3 separate regions of the Homo sapiens genome follow, and regions 1 and 2 are each linked to region 3. Evidence: read pairs that join two places in POLR2A ChIA-PET (ENCODE). Cell type or tissue: B cell. All regions are shown on one strand.

Evidence for each region. ChIA-PET counts read pairs that join two places held together with the same protein. Peaks named below come from ENCODE experiments on the same cell type or tissue, not always from the same donor. Only the 100,000 strongest peaks of a DNase experiment are listed, where the experiment ranks them.
Region 1: POLR2A ChIA-PET joins it to region 3 with 6 read pairs; 4 of 35 experiments call an interaction of 5 or more read pairs at or near these places.
Region 2: POLR2A ChIA-PET joins it to region 3 with 8 read pairs; 1 of 35 experiments calls an interaction of 5 or more read pairs at or near these places.

What each region holds. Positions count from the first base shown.
Region 1 is chr7:105,005,055-105,010,054 of GRCh38, reverse strand. No RefSeq gene overlaps it. Among named protein-coding and RNA genes, the nearest start is that of KMT2E-AS1, 6.6 kb to the left of the region's middle. In B cell, no CTCF peak of the experiment used is centred here; no DNase peak of the experiment used is centred here; H3K4me3 peaks cover 512 bases; H3K27ac peaks cover 4,294 bases.
Region 2 is chr7:105,323,463-105,328,462 of GRCh38, reverse strand. The region is part of intron 2 of SRPK2 (SRSF protein kinase 2); the gene reads left to right. Among named protein-coding and RNA genes, the nearest start is that of SRPK2, 63 kb to the left of the region's middle. In B cell, no CTCF peak of the experiment used is centred here; a DNase peak (open chromatin) is centred at 3,052; H3K27ac peaks cover 667 bases.
Region 3 is chr7:104,881,930-104,886,929 of GRCh38, reverse strand. The region is part of intron 2 of LHFPL3 (LHFPL tetraspan subfamily member 3); the gene reads right to left. Among named protein-coding and RNA genes, the nearest start is that of LHFPL3-AS2, 42 kb to the left of the region's middle. In B cell, CTCF peaks have their summits at 2,873 and 3,078 (motif pointing left); a DNase peak (open chromatin) is centred at 3,059; H3K27me3 peaks cover 492 bases.

The DNA.
Region 1 (5,000 bases), 120 kb before region 3:
CCCAAAAAGGTGGGAAGAAGAAAAAAACTGAGCTGGATATTTTTAAGGAAATATATTTTATAGCATTTTTCTTTAATGCCTAGTTTTGCTGCAAGCACTGAAGTTTATCCTGCATTTGTATTTCTTATTTGAAAAAGAAATGGCCTTTGGGGTTTGTTTTGTTTTTTGTTCCTTTGTAAGCACACTGCAAAAGCGGCGTTGTCAGCGTTGTCTTTTGAGGTATCAAACGTGCTTTCAGTCAGCAAATATCTTGTATATAGTACCATTCCTAATAAACTAAATTGGTTATCAACCTAATACAAACGGTACTTCATACAACTTAAGCCTAAACTAGATTAGATTATGTAGAAACTTATTCTTAGAGAATATATCGCCTTAATATTTCTTATCCTGAAAAGAGTATTTCTTAAGTGCCCCTCTCAAAGTATATCGATTAATATTTGTCTCAAATTTAAAACTATATCCTGGTTTTTCCCTTACAGTTGTTTAGCAAGTAAATGTTTACTTACTAATTTATTTTCTCCCAGACTTCATTCTACCAGTTTAAGCTTAGCTCAGTTTTGTTTTTTGGTTTTGAGAAGGAGCTTTGCTCTGTCACTCAGGCTGGAGTGCAGTGGTACGTTCTCAGCTCACTGCAGCCTCCGGCTCCTGGGTTCAAGCGATTCTCCTGCTTCAGTCCGTGAGTAGCTGGAACTACAGGCGCACACCACCACGCCCAGCTAATTTTTGTATTTTTAGTAGAGACAGGGTTTCACCATGTTGGCCGGGCTGGTCTTGAACTCCTGACCTCAGGTGATCTGCCTGCCTCAGCCTCCCAAAGTGCTGGGATTATAGGCGTGAGCCACCGTGCCCATCCTAAACTTAGCTCAGTTTTAATGCTACTTCCATTTCTTTATGTATAGTTTGATGTAAGAATAACAGTTGGAAGTAAGGATTTAGGAATAACAAGAGTTTGGGATTTTTGTTTTTTTAATTAGCAAGGTAATGCCACATCAGGTCATTAGTGACATTAATGAGAGAACAGGGGAATTATTGGAAAGTCTTGACTTAAGGCCAGACGAGAAATCCTTAACTGCTAGTGTGACTTCCCTCCCCACAAAAGAGAATGCTCTCGTAATACACCGAACTGTTGGATGCTGTTGTATATACTTTATATATAATCTTACCCAAGGTGGCAGAGCATTAACTTTAACATCTGTCTCCCTGACCTCACCAGAGTTCATAATCTTTGCCCTACTTACACTGTCTGAAGGATGACTTGGCCTTTTTTTTTTTTTTTTTTTTTTTAATTGAGACAGAGTCTTGCACAGTTGCCCAGGCTGGAGTGCAGTGGCACGATCTCGGCTCACGGCAGCCTCCACCTCCTGGGTTCAAGTGATTCTCCTGCATCACCCTCCCCAGTAGCTGGGATTACAGACGCTTGTCACCGCGCCTGGCTAATTTTTGTATTTCGGGGTTTCGCCATGTTGGCCAGGCTGGTCTCGAACTCCCCACCTCAGGTGATCCGCCCATCTTGGCCTCCCAAAGTGCTGAGATTACAGGCATGAGGTGTGGCACAGGACAGAGAAAGACTTACTTTAAAACATACCTGTCTTCAACCCAGAAGAGACTGGCTTTTAGAGCCCTCAATGTAGCAAGAAGAGCCTGAATCAGAGCAGGAGTGATAAAGAAGGAATCTAAGTTATTACAGAAACATCCGTAATTGTTGCCTGGGTGGGTATAAGGAAGAAGAAGGAATTGACTTTCAAGAAAAATAATTGACATTTGATAGTCTTCACAGATAAAAGCCAAAACAGGGTAGATTCAGTCTTAATAGGAGACAAATTTAGCAAGAAAGCTGAGATCTTGGGTCGGTCTACATTTTAGGCCAAGGAAAAGGAACTGATTGCATTTGTTTTTTAAGATAGATTATACGCCAGTGCATAACATATTTAACCTAAGTCTGATTAGCTTTATAATAATTTTTAAATTATTCATAACTATCCTAAGCAATACCTTTTATTGTTAGATTATTATGTAATGCCCACAAATGATAGATAGCATTTGAAAGTAATTGCTGGCTGATTATAGGCATGGTGGCTTATGCCTATAATCCCAGCACTTTGGGAGGCCAGGGTTGGTGGATCACATGAGGCCAGGAGTTCAAGACCAGCCTGGCCAACGTGGCAAAACTCTGTCTCTACTAAAAATACAAAATAATTAGCTGGGCGTAGTGGTGCACATCTGTAATCCAGCTACTCAGGAGGCTGAGGCATGAGAATTGCTTGAATTGGGGAGGTGGAGGTTGCAGTGAGCTGAGATCGCACCACTGCATTCCAACCTGGGGGACAGAGTGAGACCCTGTCTCAAAAAAAAAAAAAAAAAAGGAATTGCAAGTAGCCTGTAATCCCAGCACTTTTAGGAGTCCGAGGCAGGAGGATCACTTGAGACCAAGCTGGGCAACATGATGAAACCCCTGTCTCTACAAATAATTTTTTTAAAATATTAGCCAGGTGTCTGGCACACGCCTGTAGTCCCATTTACTTAGGAGGCTTAGGTGGGAGGATCACCACTTGAGGCCAAGAGATCAAGATCAGCCTGGGCAACATAGCAAGACCCCCACCTATAGGAAAATAAATCCGAGCGTTCCAAGTGTTCAGCTATTCACCCACTTTAGGTTTCCACCTTCCTTAGAAAGTAGAGTAGTATAAATTATTTCTGAAATTTGTGAAACGATGTACCACATAACCCTCTCAAACCAGGTTGCTACTACTTCCAATGACTTCATTGATAAGGGGCAAAGTAACTCGAATGATGGGTGAGCTCATGACATGGTTTAGCTCCGTATCAAACTCTGGATTTGGGAAAATTGCTACTGATTTATTAAACACTTGAATTCTTATATGCTAGGTCAGAATTTGGCAACTAAACTCTCAGAAATTTGTAAACTTCCTTTTTACATAGAAAAGTGAATCCAGGCTGGGTATGGTGGCACGTGCCTGTAATCCCAGCTGCTCAGGAGGCTGAGGCATGATAATTGCTTGAACCTGGGAGGTGGAGGTTGCAGTGAGCCCAAGATTACACTGCTGTACTCCAGCCTGGGCAACAGAGGGAGGCTCTGTCTCAAAAAAAAAAAAAAAAAAAAAAAAAGTGAATATACTGTACTGTAAAGCCTGTGCACCTCTTCATCACACATAATTGCCTGTACATTATGCCCAGTGCCTGGCCCCTATTGGATTTCTGACAAGCTTTAATGTTGTTAGGTTAAGAGAGAACCTGTTCCTCAAGTTTAGTCTTATCTCTAGTATTTAAATTTTTCATGAAGGAAGGCTGTGCTAAGGCGATACTTCATTCCTGAAGAACACTTACTTAAATAAGTAATGTTCAATTAATTTTCCTCATTCTATGAAAAACTTGAAAAGGCAACAAAAATATTCACTATTCTCTGGTTCATTTGATAACAATATTGTGGTAGTCTAGGCATCTCTCCCATGTCCCAAGCACAGCTTATCTGACCACATCTATACAACAGACATTCTGTAGCGACTCTCTTTGTTCTATTCCATGCTCCTACTTTATGGCCAGTGAAAGGGCAAATGGAAGTCAAAAGGGTAAGAGGACACGTTAGATAGCTTTGATTGAAGCATTCTTTTAGAAGTTAAATGACTGAAAAAGGTTTTACAAATGACATCGAGTCAAGGGTTCATCTGAAAGTATCTAAAAGTTAACTAGTTCCCTTTCTCCACAAACTCTGCCCATGTAGGTAAGTTTTATTTTTCTGAGGAATAAGAAACATATGCAGTTATTTGCATTTATAATATTTTGTGAAAGTTCTGTATTTTCTTGTTTTTTTTGAGACGGAGTCTCTGTCACCCAGGCTGGAGTGCAGTGGTGCAATCTCAGCTCACTGCACACTCTGCCTCCTGGGTTCACACCATTCTGCTGCTTCAGCCTCCCGAGTAGCTCGGACTACAGGCGCCTGCCACCATGCCCGGCTAATTTTTTGTATTTTTAGTAGAGATGGGGTTTCACCGTGTTAGCCAGGATGGTCTCGATCTCCTGACCTTGTGATCTGCCCGCCTCGGCCTCCCAAAGTGCTGGGATTACAGGCGTGAACCACCGCGCCCGGCCAAAAGTTCTGTATTTTTATGAGCTCCAGGTGGTCTTATATAACCCATAGCATTTGATTCCTAAGAATACATCCTCTTGGCCAGGCGCAGTGGCTCACACCTGTAATCCCAGCACTTTTGGAGACCAAGGCGGGCAGATCACAAGGTCAGGAGTTTGAGACCAGCCTGACTAACATGGTGAAATCCCGTCTCTACTAAAAATAGAAAAATTAGCTGGGTGTGGTGGCGCACGCCTATAATCCCAGCTACTCAAGAGGCTGAGGCAGGAGAATTGCTTGAACCCGGGAGACAGAGGTTGCAGTGAGCCGAGACGCGCCACTGCACTTCCGTCTGGGCGACAGAAGGAAACTCCGGCTCAAGAAAAAATATATATATATCCTCTTAAAACTCCTTTGCTTTTATGCTAATACTCTTAACTAGTTGATTTCTTCAGCTTCTTAAATGTTGGATTTCCCAGTGTTGTGTCCCCACCAATGTTACGTTATCCATTTTACTAACTGCAATAATCAATTCCCATACCTTTACCTGTCGATGACTCTAGAATTTGTAATCTCTGAACTCAACTGAAACTACTAAATACATTACTTGTCCTATGAAGTACCTCAAACTAAACAAATTTAAAACTGACCTTGGCCGGGCACGGTGGCTCACACCTGTAATCCCAGCACTTTGAGAGGCTGAGGCGGGCAGATCACTTGAGGTCAGGAGTTCGAGACCAGCGTGGCCAGCATGGCGAAACCCCATCACTACTAAAAATACAAAAATTAGCCAGGCATGATGGCACGTGCCTGTAATCCCAGCTATTTGGGAGGCTGAGGTGAGAGAATTGCTTGAACCTGGGAGGTGGAGGTTGCAGTGAACCCAGATCACGCCACTGCACTCCAGCTGGGG
Region 2 (5,000 bases), 440 kb before region 3:
GCCTCCTGAATAGCTGGGATTACAGTCGCCTGCCACCACACCTGGCTAATTTTTTGTATTTTTAGTAGACACGAGGTTTCACCATGTTTGCCAGGCTGGTCTCAAACTCTTGACTTCAAGTGACCCACCCGCCTCGGCTTCCCAAAATGCTGAGATTACAGGTGTGAGCCACTGCCCCCGGCCTTTAAAAAGTGCTTTAAAAAATACATTGGGCTGCATATTGATTTATCACTCCTTCCACTCTGCAATCTACCCTCCTGCCCTGATCCATTTTGGATGCAGTTGGGGATTTTGATTGGAGTGAGCCCAGGGATAGAGTCATTTGTATGTCTCCCCTGGAAGTCTGATAATCTGTATTTTTGGTATCTTCTAGAGGAAACTCCTATAGGCTGGGCATTGTGGCTCACGCCTGTAATCCCAGCACTTTGGGAGGCCAAGGTGGGCTGATCACTTGAGGTCAGAACTGAAACCCCGTTTTTACTACAGATAGAAAAATTAGCCTGCTGTGGTGGTGGCTTCTTGTAGTCCCGGCTACTCGGGAGGCTGAGGCAGGAGAATGGCGTGAACCTGCGAGGTGGAGCTTGCAGTGAGCCGGGATCACGCCACTGCACTCCAGCCTGGGTGACAGAGCGAGACTCCGTCTCAAAAAACAGAAACAAAAACAAAAAAACTCCTATAAATTTTAGAGTTGTTTAGATAAGCTAATCTGTATTAAGTATCTTGTGTTCTTTCATTCATTCAGCTAATATTGGGCACCTACTATAAATGGGCATTGCTAGGCCCTGGGGATGTAGTAATAAACCAGGACATGTGGGCCTCACCCTTCAGCATCTTGTTATCTTGTTATCTGGCTGTGGAGTCAGATGTGTAACAATTAATTCATCTCAAAATGGGGTGTAAAGTGGTGGGAGAAGTATCAGGTGCTAGGGGAAAGCTTCACCTGCACTTGGCAGGGAGGAGAGAGGTCAGGATGCTGGCCAGAGGTACAAAACCAAGAGATTGGCAGTGGTTAGCAAACTTCTTCTGTAAAGGACCAGATAAATAATTTAGACCTTTCAGGCCAAGTGACCTCTGTTGTAACTGCTTAACTCTGCCATTGTAGTGTGGAAGCAGCCATGGACCATAGATAAACAAATGAGCATGATTGTGTTCCAATCAAACTTCGTTTATGGACACAGAACTTTGAATTAACTAAGAATTTTTAGGTGTCATGAAATATTCCATTGATTTTTTCCCCAACCATTAAAACAAAAATGTAAAGGCCATTTGTAGGTCCATATGTTCTAACAAATACAGCTGGCATGCTGTAGCTTGCAGCCTCATGGAATATGCTGCTAAATTGCTCATTATCGGGGCTCTTTTGCTTATACCTTGAATTTTTTTTTTTTTTTTTTTGATACGGAGTTTTGCTCTTGTCGCCCAGGTTGGTTGGAGTGCAGTGGCACGATCTCAGCTTTATGCAGCCTCCACCTCCTGGGTTCAAGTGCTTCTCCTGCCTCAGCCTCCTGAGTAGCTGGGATTACAGGCTCCCACCACCACTCCTGGGTAATTTTTTGTATTTTTAGTAGAGACCGGGTTTCACCATGTTGGTCAGGCTGGTCTTGAACTCCTGACCTCAGGTGATCCACCTGCCTCCACCTGCCAAAGTGCTGGGATTACAGGCGTGAGCCACCGCGCCCGGCCACCTTTAATTCTTTACAAAAACACTTGCCATGTGGTAGACCTGTAGTCAGAGCATGCATTATGCTTTTAGCAGGAAAGAAATTTGTAGGCCGGGTTGAAAATCATAGTGTTTCTGTACCTCTAGCTGTTCTTTTGAAACATTACTGTAATTCTGGGCATTGAAAGGATGTTAGGATTTATGAGGGTGATTAATAAGTGGCATACATGCAGAGGGACTTGAATGGCATAATTGATAGTATTTAGAAGGCCAGTCATGATCTTGCCAATTATTCGCTGTGTAATATTGGGCAAATCAGTGCACTTCTCTGAGCCTTGTCTATCCATGAAAAAGAAAGTAAACTTGCTATAGTTATTTCTCAGGATTACTATAAATAATGGAGAAGATAATGTACTTCAAAGCAGTATGAAAAAGTTCTTTGTACTATGCCTTTCCGCAGCTTTCTTTCAAATTTTAAAAAGTCACTCTGGCCACCATATGGGGAATGGATTATAGAGTGGTAAAAGTGAAAGCTAGGAGACTAGAGAGCATGCTGTTGCAATAGTCTAGTTGGTGGGTTGTAATGTGGCTTGGCCAGGTGGTCTTAGTAGAGGAGATGAGGTGGTCAGATTAAGGACTTATTTTGAATGTAGAGTTGATTGGATTTAATGATAGGGTATGAATTAAGAGGAAAGTCAAGGATGACTTTTTAAACTTTTTACTGCCACACCTTGTTTTCCAGGATGATGGCTCTCCGCACCAGACCCGTGTCCCCGTGTGCGGTAGGGCAGTGTCCCGCCGGCAGGGGACCGGTAGCCAAGGCTATCCGAGGCCCCTCAGCATTGCCTTGTTTTTCCGCCTGGGCAGGATTCTGACTTAAGAAGCCTTCAGTCGTAGTCCCACAGATGGTAGCTTCACCCTGTTGGCTTCTCAGCCAAGCACATACACCAAAGAGACAGGGTCTTCTCTTGTTTAGGCTGGAGTGCAGTTGTGCGATCTAGGCTCACTGCACCCTTGACCTCCTGGGCTCAGGTGATCCCCCTGCATCAGTATCCCAGGTAGCTGTGACTACAGGTAGGCACTACTGCTACTGTGCCTGACTAATTTTTTAACTTTTTGTAGGCATGAGGTCTCGCTATGTTGTCTTGAACTCCTGGGCTGGAGCGATCCTCCTGCCTAAGCCTCCTAAAGTACTTAGATTACAGGTGTGAGCCACTGTATCCAGTTGAACTTTTTTTTTTTTTTTTTTTTGCCTTGAGAAACTAGGGGAAAATGATGCCATTAAATAATGGACATCATTTTTTTTTTTTTTTTTTGAAGACTTGGTTTCTAGTCTTAGTTCCTCATTAGGATGGCACGTGAACTTGTCTTGACATTTCTGTCTCTTGGTTCCTTTATGTGGACTGCATGACATTTACAGAGGGATCAACAGGGTTCCTTAGCCATACATACCAGCTCTTAATTTCACAAAGGCATGTAATAATCGCTTGTGACACCTTGTTAAAGAGCTAGAGAAATGTGTTTTATATAATTGTAAGCCTAGCTATTTTAACAGCCCTTCTCTGAAAGCATAGCCACTAGTTTCAAAGGTGCTCTTTAGTGGTGAGGTAAAATGCTTTCTTTGATTCTATTTTGTTAAATGTTTTCTTCATTGACTTGTGTGAAGACTTAGATCACTTGATTATTAAGTTAGTATGTTTAAGGATGTTGACTGCTGCCTTTCTGGGGGAGAATACAGTTGGGATTTATAAAAGCTTGCTTGAATGAAACTGCCTCTTAAGTGATTGTTAATAATGAATGGCTCCAGTTGACTTCTAATATACCTTCTGCAATTAGCATGGTGGATTTTACAATAGGAAAAATAGGACTATTGAGTATTAATGGTAACAGATTTTTTTAATTTTAATTTTTATTTTTTGAGACAGTCTTGCCCTGCCACCCAGGCTGGAGTGCAGTGGCGCAATCTTGACTCACTGCAACCTCCGCCTCCGTGGCTCAAGCAATTCTGCTGCCTCAGCTTCCCAAGAAGCTGGGATTGCAGGCGTGCACCACCACATTCGGCTAATTTTTGTATTTTTAGTAGAGACGGGGTTTTGCCATGTTGGTCAGGCTGGTCTGAAACTCCTGACCTCAAGTGATCCACCCGCCTCGGACTCCCAAAGTGCTGGGGATGGTAGCAGATATTGACAGTGCCAGGCATAGTGCCTGATGGACACTCTCACTAAAACAGCAACAGTCCTCAGCATTCTATGGGCCTACCAACTTTGCTTATTTGTATTGCACATTCATTAGCTAGATTTTCTGTTAAGAATAGTCTGGCCTGGTTGGGTGTGGTGGCTCACGCCTGTAATCCCAGCACTTAGGGAGGCCGAGAATTGTTTGAACTTGGGAGGCAGAGGTTGCAGTGAGCTGAGATCGCGCCATTGCACTCCAGCCTGGGCGACAGGGCGAGACTCCATCTCAAAAAAAAAGAAAGAAGGGAGGGAGGGAATAGTTGGCCCGGCGCAGTGGCTCATGTCTGTAATCCCAGCACTTTGGGAGGCTGAGATGGGCAGATCATGAGGTCAGGAGTTCGAGACCAGCCTGGCCACCATAGTGAAACCCCATCTCTACTAAAAATACAAAAAAAATATATATAATTACCCGGGCATGGTGGTGGGGGCCTGTAATCCCAGCTACTTGGGAAGCTGAAGCAGGAGAATCGCTTGAACCCGGGAGGTGGAGGTTGCAGTAAGCCAAGATAGCGCCATTGCACTCCAGCCCGGGCGACAATGTGAGACTCCACCACACACACACACACACACACACACACACACACACACACACACACACACAAAGAATAGTCTGACCAAAGTCTTTTTAAGGAAAGATAGTTTGAATCCTTCCAAAAATTTATTTTTCTTGAGCATACTTGAGTTGGTCTTTCATATCTGGAAGAATGCCTCCTTAGCTGAATTTTTTCACCCAGTTAGCTTGGGTCCACTACAGGAAAGATGTGAGTGTCATGTCCTCAAATTATTCTTACAGTGTTGATTATGTAGTACCATACCTTTTTGGAAATTACTGTGTTATTTCCACTTTGTTCTTCTTAGAATATTCACTCTAAAAGGCAAGAAACACTATTCCTTTATGTTTTGTGTTAGCATGTAGCATCTAGTACACTTTGGTGCTGAGTAAAGTATGTAGCAAGTAGCTGAGAAGAAAGACTTTTTTGTTTTTAACATTCTTAACAGTGCCAGTATTATAATTTTATTTGCATTAAGAGTCAGCCCTTGCAAAAGTAATAGACTGCCTACAGTGTCTCAAACACGGAATATGGGTAGGTGTTTTTAGAAAGATT
Region 3 (5,000 bases):
ACCCCGGGGACCCCGGGAGGACTTAAAGAGTTTTAATGTGATTTCTGGAATGTGCTTGATTTTCAGAGAGAGCAGCTTAGCCCATGGGAGACTCCATTAATATAATTTTGCAATAGAAAAGCTTCCTATTGCCTAATCTCATTAATTGTGTTTTATGTACAGTAAATGGGTAAAAGCTGAGTTTGTAATTTGGTAAATGTGAATGTATAATTTTTGAGGACTTAGAATGTGGAATAAAGAAGAATTTACTTAATATGTAAAAAGAGGCTGGGCGCAGTGGTTCATGCCTGTAATCCCAGCACTTTGGGAGGCCAAGGTGGGCAGATCACCTGAGGTCAGGAGTTCGAGACCAGCCTGGCCAACATGGCAAAACCCCGTCTCTACTAAAAATACAAAAATTAGCCAGGTGTGGTGGTGGGCGCCTGTAATCCCAACTACTCGGGAGGCTGAGGCAGGAGAATTGCTTGAACCCAGGTGGCGGAAGTTGCGGTGAACTGAGATCGCACCACTGCACTCCAGCCTGGCGATAGAGCAAGACTGTCTCAAAAAAACAAAACAAAACAAAATAAAACCAACGAAAAACTCCTAATAAGACCTCAGATGGGGCTTTGAGCCACGAGTTAGTGGCCATCCTTACCTACATTAATACTTTTTCTTCATTTTCCTCCATTCACTCATTCAGTCATTCGTTCAACAAATATGAATTGAGCATATATGATATGTTAGGCACTATTCTAGGTGTGGGGATACAGTGGCAGACAAAGGAGAGTAAGTCCTAGCTTTCATAAACCTTACAGTGAAATGTGGATATAGACAATACGCAAATAAATGTGTAATAAATACATCAGGTGGCTTTGAGTGCTACGAACAAAAATAAATTGGGGTGAGAAGCCAGCTGTTATTTTGGAGCAGGTGGTCAGGGACACTTTCCCTGAAGGAATGAGGAAACAAAATGTCTAGGGGAATCCACCTTCTAGGTGGAGGCTTCAGCAAAAGCAGAGGCAGGAGAAATAGCAGGGGAGCCAGGGCAGCTGGTGATAGGAGATGGGCCATCAGGGTGAACCGGGCAATATAGGACTCTTGGGCAATGGTGAGGCATTTTGAATTTATTTTCAATGCAATGGGACATTATTGAAGGGTGGGGAGAAGGGGAGGGGGGTGATGAGAATTACATTGTAAGACTCACTGTGAGTGAGTGAGTGACAAGAAGACTGTAAGGGGTAAGAGTTGAAGCAGAGAGGACAGTTAGAAGGTGATGACATGGTCTGGAAGAGAGGCAGTGGTGGCTTGGACCAGGCTGGGAGTGGTTGAAGTGGTGAGGTGGGATCAGATTTAAGATGCGTTTTTAAGGCAGAGTCAGTAGGATTTGGCGATAGGTTACATGAGGAATGTGTGTGTGTGTGTATCTGAGAGAAAACTCATGATGACTCCCAAGTTTTTGGTCCATCTGAGTGAGTGGGGTCCTATTTACTGAGATGGGGAACAAGAGAAACTTTTTTTGGGAGAAAATCAGATAGCCACAATAGGCCATTAGACACAAAGATCTGGAATTCAAGGGAGAGGTTGGAACTGGAGATACATATTTGGGAGCCATCCATTGTACAGATAATATTGCAGGGACTGTAGAAAGAGAAGGAGGAAAGGCCAAGGACTGGCCCTGTACCATACCACCCTTGGAGGGAGGAGAAATGGTTTGGGAGCCCCAAAGAGGGGCAAGGGGGCTACTACCCCTCCTCCATGAACTGGGCAGCTTCATATTGAAAAATTACCTAAATAGCAAATAAAATCGAAGTCTCAGTTGTGATCTCTGGGGTAGAGTGGAAAGATCAGTGGCTGGGTCTGTTTTCCACTAGTCCACGCTGCACCTACATAGATCTTCAGCACTGAGTGCTATGAGGATGGGGATATTTGAGAGGGTTCTCCTTCCTCTCCTCTTCCCTCTCCCCTGCCTGCTGACCTTCCCTTCTTCTATCCTTTCCTGAGTTGCCCATTCCTCCTCTTGCACCTCCCACTCCACTTCTCCTTCTCTCCACCAATTGGTGTCCTTGGGACTGAATTTCAGGTGATTCTAGGCTAGGAGGCCTGGGCTGTTAAGTTACAGAACCCCTCCTTTCCAGGTGCAGACAAAGTCTCCCCTTGAAGCTTGGGTCAGAGGTAAGGTCATTTTCTTCAAATACTCAACCCACACATTTCACCATTTTGAAATTCATCCAGGCTTGCAAAATGTCAGAATGCAAATTCTCCTGAAAGGGGAGTTTATTTGTTCTTCACAATTCAATGTGAATTACTTTAATCAGATAATCAGCCAATTTCCCTCCTAACAGCTGGTTGAGATCAGGCTGCACTATATTCTTTTTATTAAAAAAAGATCTTACTAAGACTATATCAGAAGTCTTCAAGCTTTATCACGTGTAAAATTCACTTAGGAAATTCACTGAAATGCAGATTCCTAGGTTCTATTCCCAGATATTCCAACTTGGTAGGTCCGGATGATTCTGGTGCAGGTGGCTGGTGAACCACACTGGGAAATACCGAGGTAGAGGATTGGACAGAACTTGGGGACAGGGGAGCGGTCAGAGGGCCTATCTCAGGAGGACATGCTTGGCAAGCTGCCAAAACAAAGGCCTTTGAACTAAACAGAGAACGAAGTGGAAGGAAAGAGGAAGGGGGAAGAGAGCCCAGAATAGAAGGGAATGGAAGCAGATGCCTTCTCCGTGATGTTGTTAGTACTTGAACCCACCCTACAACCCCAGGCTTCTGGCGTGTACCGAAGACTTGGGCACTTATCACGCATCAGGCACGGTATAGGTATTAATGAGCTTTCCAGCTCATTGAATTCTTACCACTTCTTATTATCTCTGTTTGGGGATTACAGAGGCTGTAAAAGTTTTACGAGGCAGGGCTAGACCCAGAAGCCTTGTCTGTGTGATTCCATATCCACACGCCCCAACCACGTGTTGCACTGCTGAATCTGCACCATCATCAGGTTATGCGGGCTCAAAGGGAAGTGTGCTCAGGAGTGAATTTCAATGGCTCAGAGGCCCACGCTTTCCTCTGGGATGGGCTGCTTTGGTGCCCCCTGGTGGCTGCTAACCTGGTGTGCGGCGTCCAGGCAAGAACAAGCAATGAACTGAGTCCTAGCTCCCCAGCAGGGAAATATGGAAGATTCTTAAAATATCACACTTCCCACCTGATCAGACACGCAAACTCTTTTCTCCCATTATCTGAGCAATTTCAGGAAACTCCCGTTAGTGCTACGTCCCTCAGCTTCTGCCTCAGTGACACGTTACACACTAATTTATAAATTACAAGCCACTGCCTTGTAACCTGATCACAGCTGCACACACCTCACCTTCCCTCCAACCATATAGGCTCAGAGAACCCGCTTCATTTTCATTAAATAGTAAGGAAAAGCTCCCCGGGCTTCTGTATTCTACTAGGCCTGCTTTTATTTTTAACAGCCTGTCTGCCAATGCACTAGTGGGCTAAAAATAGACTTACTTATAATACAATTCATCATGCACTCAGCTGCCAGGAGGAAGCTTAATTTAAGCTTCATCCAAGATGAAATACCTTTAAGAAACATATTATTTCATGTAACTATTAATATCAGTTTTTAAGAGTCCTCCAATATGAACTCTTTGATACATACTTTGGAAATGAGGGAACGTTAGAATGTTATGAAAAGAGATCTCGGCAAAACTATCTTGCCATAGTCTTGGCCAAGGTTAGAAAATGCTTTGGGAGCTCTTTTCCTTAACTCCAAACTCTTTTAGTTTCTCTTTGCTTTTTCTCTTAATTCTAGCTCTTTGTTTCAACTTGATCTGAATAAATTGGATCATCATAGAGTTGCCAGATTTAGCAAATAAAAATACAGAATGCCTAGTTAAATTTCCGATAAACATTGACAGTTTTTTAGTATAAGTAAGTCTCAAACATTGCGTGGTTTGCTCAGGACTTTTCTGGTTTTAGCACTGAAAGTTCTACATGCGGGAATGCCTTCAGTCCCAGGCAAATGAGGCAGCCAGTCGCCTTAACTACAATATAAATCATACCCTTCCCCCATCTTCAGGATTTATTTCCCACTAGGAAGTCTTGTGGGAGAGAAACTTTTAAAAATAACAGCTTTATTGAGACATAATTCACATATCATAAAACACCTCTTAAAAGTATACAATTCGGTGATTTTAGTATACCTATAGAGTTGTACAACTATCACCACTATCTAATTTTAGAATATTTTCATCACCATGAAAACCCCATACCTACTGTCAGTCACTCACCATTCTCCACTCCCCTCAGGCCCTGGATACCACTAAGATACTTTCTGTCTCTATGGATGTTTCCATTCTGGACATTTCATATAAATGAAATGTGGTACAGGCTGGGCACAGTGGCTCACGCCTGTAATCCCAGCACTTTGGGAGGCCAAGGTGGGCAGATCATCTGAGGTCAGGAGTTTGAGACTAGCCTGGCCAACATGATGAAACCTTGTCTCTACTAAAAATACAAAAATTAGCTGGGTGTGGTGGTGTGTGCCTGTAATCTCAGCTACTTGGGAGGCTGAGGCGGGAGAATCGCTGGAACCTGGGAGGTGAAGGCTGCAGTGAGCTGAGATCATGCCACTGCACTCCAGTCTGGGTGACAGAGTGAGACTCCATCTCTAAATAAATAAATAAGTAAATAAATAAATAAATGAAATGTAGTGCTTAGTGGTTGGATTCTTTCAGTTAGCCTAATGTTTTCAAGGTTCATCCATATGGTAGCATGTGTCAGTACTTCATCCTTTTTTATTGCCAAATAGTATTCTGTGTGGATATATAAATGCATACCTTGGAGATATTGAGGGTTTGGTTCCAGACCACTGCAATAAAGTGAATATCACAATAAAGACAGAAGTTTTCGTTTCCCAGTGCAAAAGCTATGTTTATAGCATCCTGTAGACTGGTAAGTGCGCAGTAGCATTACATCTAAAAAATATACATACTTAATTTAAAAAT